Regions from separate parts of the Mus musculus genome. Here region 2 is linked to region 1. Evidence: chromatin contacts called from ENCODE Hi-C data. All regions are on one chromosome and are shown on one strand. The core of a region is the stretch at or near the end of the contact, and the rest is flanking DNA. Distances in the headings are between cores, read along the strand shown. Region 1 holds the start of 1700016B01Rik (RIKEN cDNA 1700016B01 gene). Region 2 has its middle 23 kb from the start of Mn1.

What was found. A loop is a pair of places that touch in the nucleus more often than their neighbours do.
Region 2: a map of CH12.LX shows a loop between it and region 1 (4-fold over the local background). The contact joins the enhancer-like site here to the promoter of 1700016B01Rik in region 1. A Hi-C loop is called at or near these places in 5 of 37 maps with a recorded cell type or tissue (CH12.LX, T-helper 2 cell, gastrocnemius and 2 more).

Annotation. Positions count from the first base shown.
Region 1 is chr5:112,154,753-112,157,613 of GRCm38, forward strand. It overlaps 1700016B01Rik (RIKEN cDNA 1700016B01 gene), which reads left to right and starts at 1,475. Exons shown (of 2, transcript NR_166436.1): 1 at 1,475-1,602.
Region 2 is chr5:111,392,506-111,395,366 of GRCm38, forward strand. No RefSeq gene overlaps it. Among named protein-coding and RNA genes, the nearest start is that of Mn1, 23 kb to the right of the region's middle. Within about 2 kb of position 1,451, at least 1 of the 3 ENCODE cell types and tissues checked has a DNase peak (open chromatin) inside an H3K27ac peak, as active enhancers do; it is heart, where a contact is called at or near this core.

The DNA of each region.
Region 1 (2,861 bases), core at 225-2,724:
CCAAGACCATGGAGAAGCCTGATGCTTTGGGTGGCCAGAATCCAGGAGGCAGCCTAGGGCAGCCAGCCTCGTGAAGGTCCGATGAGTTCCAGTTCCTGAGTTGTTCTGGATACAAAACAGCCCTGCAAGGCTGCCGCCCCTGCCTCAGCACCAAAGCAGCCCTGGCAGCCAGGAATGAGGCACTCAAATCCATATACAGGGAGGGTGCGGCAGGGAGACAGGACAAGGGCACCCTAGACTTGACCTCAGTCTCTTCACATGCCAGAAAGTGACTCATGACCAATAATGAAGACCCTTCGGCAGCCAAGCTCCCAGAACAACCACCTTGGTCCTTAGAAATTCCAGATCTGTGTGACTCTGGAAGCTTTCTGTGCTGCTAGAGTCCTCAAAGAGGAGAAGCCTTGATGTAAAAATACCGCCATAAGCCTATGGGCAGTTTTCTTGATTAGTGATTGATGGGGGCCCGCCCATTGTGGGTGGAGCCAGTTCATTGTGGGTGTGGTCAGCCCATTATGGGTGTGGCAATCCCGTTGTTGGTGGAGCCATCCTTGGGCTGGTGGCCCTGAGTTCTATAAGAAGGCAGGCTGAGGGCTGGTGAGATGGCTCAGTGGGTAAGAGCACCCGACTGCTCTTCCAAAGGTCCGAAGTTCAAGTCCCAGCAACCACATGGTGGCTCACAACCACCCGTGATAAGATCTGACTCCCTCTTCCGGAGTGTCTGAAGACAGCTACATATAATAAATAAATAAATAAATAAATCTTTAAAAAAAAAAAAAAAAAAGGCAGGCTGAGCAAGCCATGGTGAGGAAGCCAGTAAGCAGCACCCTCCATGGCCTCTGCATCAGCTCCTGCCTCCAGGTTCCTTCCCTGCTTGAGTTCCTTTCCCGACTTTCTTTGGTGATGGGCTGTGGTGTGGAAGTGTGAGCAGAATTAACCCTTTCCTCCCCATGCTGGTTGTGGTGTCTCATCACAACAACAGTGACTCTAAGATGCTGACCAAGGAGGTGACTAAATCCAAGCAGTAAGAACCAATCAAATGAGAAACAAGTGCTCAGAAGGGCCTTCTGTCACGCCCCATAATGTGCTTGTCTCTCCCAAATCACCCTACAAAGAATTACCCCTACTTCACAGGAGAAAAACTTGAAATTCAGAGAGGGCAAGTCATCGACCCAAGGTCACACAGTGAGTTAGATGTCTAAACTCAAACTCAGCTCTCTAGATGTCCTTAAAATGCAAGGAATTGTCCTAGAAATGACAAGTTCCAGAGAAGGTAAGACACCCACACAGACTAGCCTCTGTTTTGCACCTTAAAAGTAGGTGTCCCCTCCAGCAACCCCTCTCTCTCCACAGCCCTCCCCCACCCCCAGTACCTCCACTCTCCAGAACAGAGATGGTTGCCAAGGAAACAACATTACCAAATAAGCCCCCATTGTCTGGGGCCCTGAGAGGAAATTCATAAGCCCAACCCCTGCTCATTGACCCCTGGTGACCCCAAGGGAGACACCAACCCTCTCTCCGAGCCCCTCCCCAACCCAGCTCAGCTCAACAAAGTGCACCCCAGAGGGGGCCACAGCCAAGACAGAGCTCCCTGAAATGGCCCAGGTAACTACTAGCCTAGGTTCCAGATGCTTACCTTAGTGGTACCAGCACTTATGGCTTTGTAGGTATGTCCTACTGTGTGCTTAAGGATGCCTCCTACTGTGTGCTCATAAAGAGCTCCTTCTGTATGCAAGTGTGTGAATGTGTGTGGCAGGCAGAGGTCAGCCTTAGAGGTAAGCTAAGCTGGCCAGTGAACCCTAGCATCTGCCTGCCTCTGACTCCCTGGCTCTGGGATGGCACATTCACCCACATCTGTCTTTCATGTGAGTTCTGGGGGCCAAGCTCTGGGCCTCAGTCCTGCTGAGAGAAGCTTAAGTAGTGAGGTGTTTCCCTAGCCCCTTCTATGCCAAGACACTGTGGAAGTGAGTCTGGGGATGCAGCAAGCAAGGCTGTCACTCGAGCCAACCCTTAGAATCCAATCGAGGTACACAAGAAGGGAGGGCTGGAGGCATAGTAGGGAGAGGAACTCTTTCTCTGAGACAGAACTGGGCCCAAGGTGGTCAACAGGGCCCCATGCTTAAGCAGCTCGGCCAGCTTCAGAAAGCCCACCTCCGTGACTGCACATTTTCATCCTTGATGCCTGGTGAGGTGAGGTACCACCCATCACCTGGTGCCCTTGAACATGGATCAAGGGAACAGTAAGGAGGGCCCAAAGAGCTTGGGTTGCCCTTGCTGAAACTTCAAGGCTGCCTATTACTGCAGCAGACCCTGCCTTGTGCTGACTGTTGCACCCAGCATAGACACAGATGCGCAGGATGGAACTCATTGGCAAGAATAAGTCTAAGTTCCATCTCCAAGCCAATTGCTGTGGCAAAGGAAGGAAGGAGTGATCTGATTGGCACTGGCTTAGTGCAGGGGACACCTTCCTCCAGATGTGGGGGAGGACATGGCAGAGGGAAGGCACAGTGTGACCAGAAAGGAAACAGCTGACATTAAGGCAGAGCAACAAGTTTTCACTCTGAAAACCTTGCAGCCTGACACAGACCAGAGTGTGAGGGCCATCCTGCAGCCAAGGGCCTTTCAGGAAGTCCTCTGACTCGGGCACAGGCAGCTGGATTTACACAGGAGGATGGCAGAAACCAGGGCAAAGAAAGACTGTCAGCAGGCCCCTGGCTCTCTCGCCTGCTTAGAGCAAAGGTGAAGGGCAGGGGTTGGGGGCAGGGACAGGCCTGGAGCTTTGTCCCAGAACTTATGGCTTTTCCCCATCAGTACTTTCCAGAAAGAAAGAAAGAGGGAAAGAAAGAAAGAAAGAAAGAAAGAAA
Region 2 (2,861 bases), core at 201-2,700, 760 kb before region 1:
GACAACGGTTTCTCTGTGTAGCCCTGTTCTGTAGACCAGGCTGGCCTCAAACTCAAAAGATCCAACTTCATGCTGGATTGTCAGCATGTGCCACCTCTGATAACCAACATCTTCATAATGTCTCCTCATAAAGTCCTCTGAGGCACAGCTGAGCTTCTCCATGGTGGCAGGCAAACCCTAAGACTCCACACTCGGAGGTCTCACTAATATGGAAGGGGTGGTAACTGCTCTGCCCCCCTACTGAGGCCCCCTACCTCAGTAGTACCATGTCTTCCCCCCAACCTCCAGCTGGCTTTGTGTTAGTGCTGTGGACATGAGGGGTCTCCAGGAGCCTGTGGTGTGTTCCTTCTAAGTGTGCTTGACAGCAGTTGGGGTGTCAGGGGAGCCTGACCTGTAAATCCCCGGGTGGAGCAACCCTGAGGTCAGGGCTGTTCTACTTCACCAGAGACCACTTCCCCTACACTCCTGCCCAGCATTGCCTATCTGGCTGAGGACAGTATCTGTTGGCGGTCTAGTGGGCCATGAATTCAGGATCCTGTTAATATGGGATCTATTGGGATTCCAGTCTTCCTCTCAGCCCCTACTGAGTGACAGGCACAGCTTTTCTACTCATGAGGTTGAGGTCTGGATCTGTGCATGTTAGTGCTGTCCATGGTGGGACTTCACTGCCCTAGATCTCACATCTCATTGCGATCTACCCCAAGGCTCAGCTATGCGGCAGCCATCATCTCAGGATGCTGGGAGGTGGGGAAGTGCTGGGATGAGATGGTGACCCTGTGCTTGCTCGGAGGCCTTACTGTTGCTACCCGTCTCCTGCTAGTGAGCCCTGCAAGTGTGCTTGAAACCACGGAGTCTTAGCATGGAGCTGTCTGCTCACACTCTGCCAGAGGCCATGCTGGCTGAAGGGCTTTGGCGTCTCGCACATGTACTCCGATGCCTGCCCACCCACCCCCGTTACTGAACAATAGGCCCCAAATGAAGCTTGACCCCTCTGAGCCTTGGTGTCCCGCCAGTGAAAGTCTGGATTGTCGACACTAACATGGGACATGGCTCTGTGACAAGGAAACATGAAAACAACACTTCGTGCCCTGGTTGGGCTCTTAGCTAGAGTCACCAGCCAGCGTGCATTGCCCAGGACAAAGGATTCCTGGGAGGCCAGACTTTGACTCTAAAACCAAGACAGTCATGGACAAACAGGGACCGTTGGTCACCCTGTTACAAGAGTATAGCAGTTTTCATCTAAAGACAGATGTAAACACTGGGCCATTGTATAGGAGCCAGGCAGTGCTGTAACCTGAAGCCAGTCTCACAGGGAGAACTCAAAGTGTTCTTTCCATACAGTGCTCCGTTCTCCCCAGACTGCCATGGACAGGTACATCCAGGCATATTGAGCTTGCTGCAGCCAAAGACGCTTTCCCAAAGGTGTGCATGTATGCCTGGCCCTCTGGCAGCAGCCTGCAATGTTCCCACCGGTTCATTCTTGCCACTCACCCCCAGGCTCCACCCACAATGGCCTCACGCCAGATTCTGAGACCAGGTCTGCTTTGAATGACTGGAACAGAGCAGCCCAGGATTTAACCCATTCCTGGCTTGAGTGCCTCCTGCCGTTAACCATTTCCTCCCCCCTGCCTGTGGCTCGAGTGACCCAACAACAGCCTCTCAACTCTCTCCCATTTTGCGAGGAAACATTTCTGCTTTATGACTGCATGTGCTTTCTCGTCTCTCCCGTTATCTTAATGAATTAACTGGGTGCCCATTGCTCCCTGGCCCCCCCACGGTTTACGAGCTGTTCAGCGATCACTGCGATCTTCGTCAGCTTCACACAGTTGTTGTACCGGTTCCTATTACAGTAATTGGCATGAACTTTATTCTTTTGCAGAGAGATTCTTTGGCCCGCTGAGACTGCATAACCATCTGCCATAAATTGAGACTAGTACGGCTTATTTTGGTGAATGCAAAATTGGATCCCATTCTTTACTCTGTGGCTTGATTCAACTTCCAGATGGTTAATCCACATGAAGTAATAGGAATGCACCACAGCTCTGCTTAGCTGAAGATGGAGACGTAATATTTATTTGCTGATGTGGAGGCCTCCAAACGCTGCCCTGTCGGGATGTCAATATATAACACGGCAGCACAGAAATGTCAGCTTGTTCTGCAGGAACGACAGGCTCCCCTGAGTTGCCATGGGGGGACCCCTGGGTGCCTACTCCCCCCTTCTGTCCTTGACCTAATCTCAAGAGGTTTTTATTCTCTCCTGGGCTGTTTCTTATCAGCTAGGTCTGCCTGTGTAGCTGGCTTCACATCTGCTTTGACTTTAGTGCCTGTGACATTTTCATTAATACTTCTCCAAGGTTGAGCCTTTATTCCAAATACCCTGCAGCTCCCAGAAGCTAAAGCTCAGCTGTGCCCAGCTGGGGGCTGCTGGGAAACTTGGCCCCTGAAATACCAACAAGTCTGCTGTCCCCACTCAGATGAGCTGATCAACACTTTTTAATTGTTACTGATCATGCTCACCTGCTATGCTGAAGGATGCAGAGGCAGATCTTGGGGTAGGGGGGAATTGCTTTCACTCTGGGGAATATCGACTGCCTCTGTGTGTATGCTCCGTCCTGTCCTAGACTCCTCCTGGGTCTCAGCATGTGGTGCAGGGAAGCCTGAAGCCCTGCATCTCACCACCTGGGAGTACTGACTCTTCAGGGCTCCCTGTACCAGATGGGTCCAGCAACCCAGTTTACCCAGGGCTGCTCTGGCTGAGCCCCTATCTCCTCTGTACCATTCAGAGCTGGGCAAACTGAGACAGTTGCCTACCCTATGGCCCTGTCTACTCTAGATCTGCAGAGAGAACCTCTGGAGCTCAC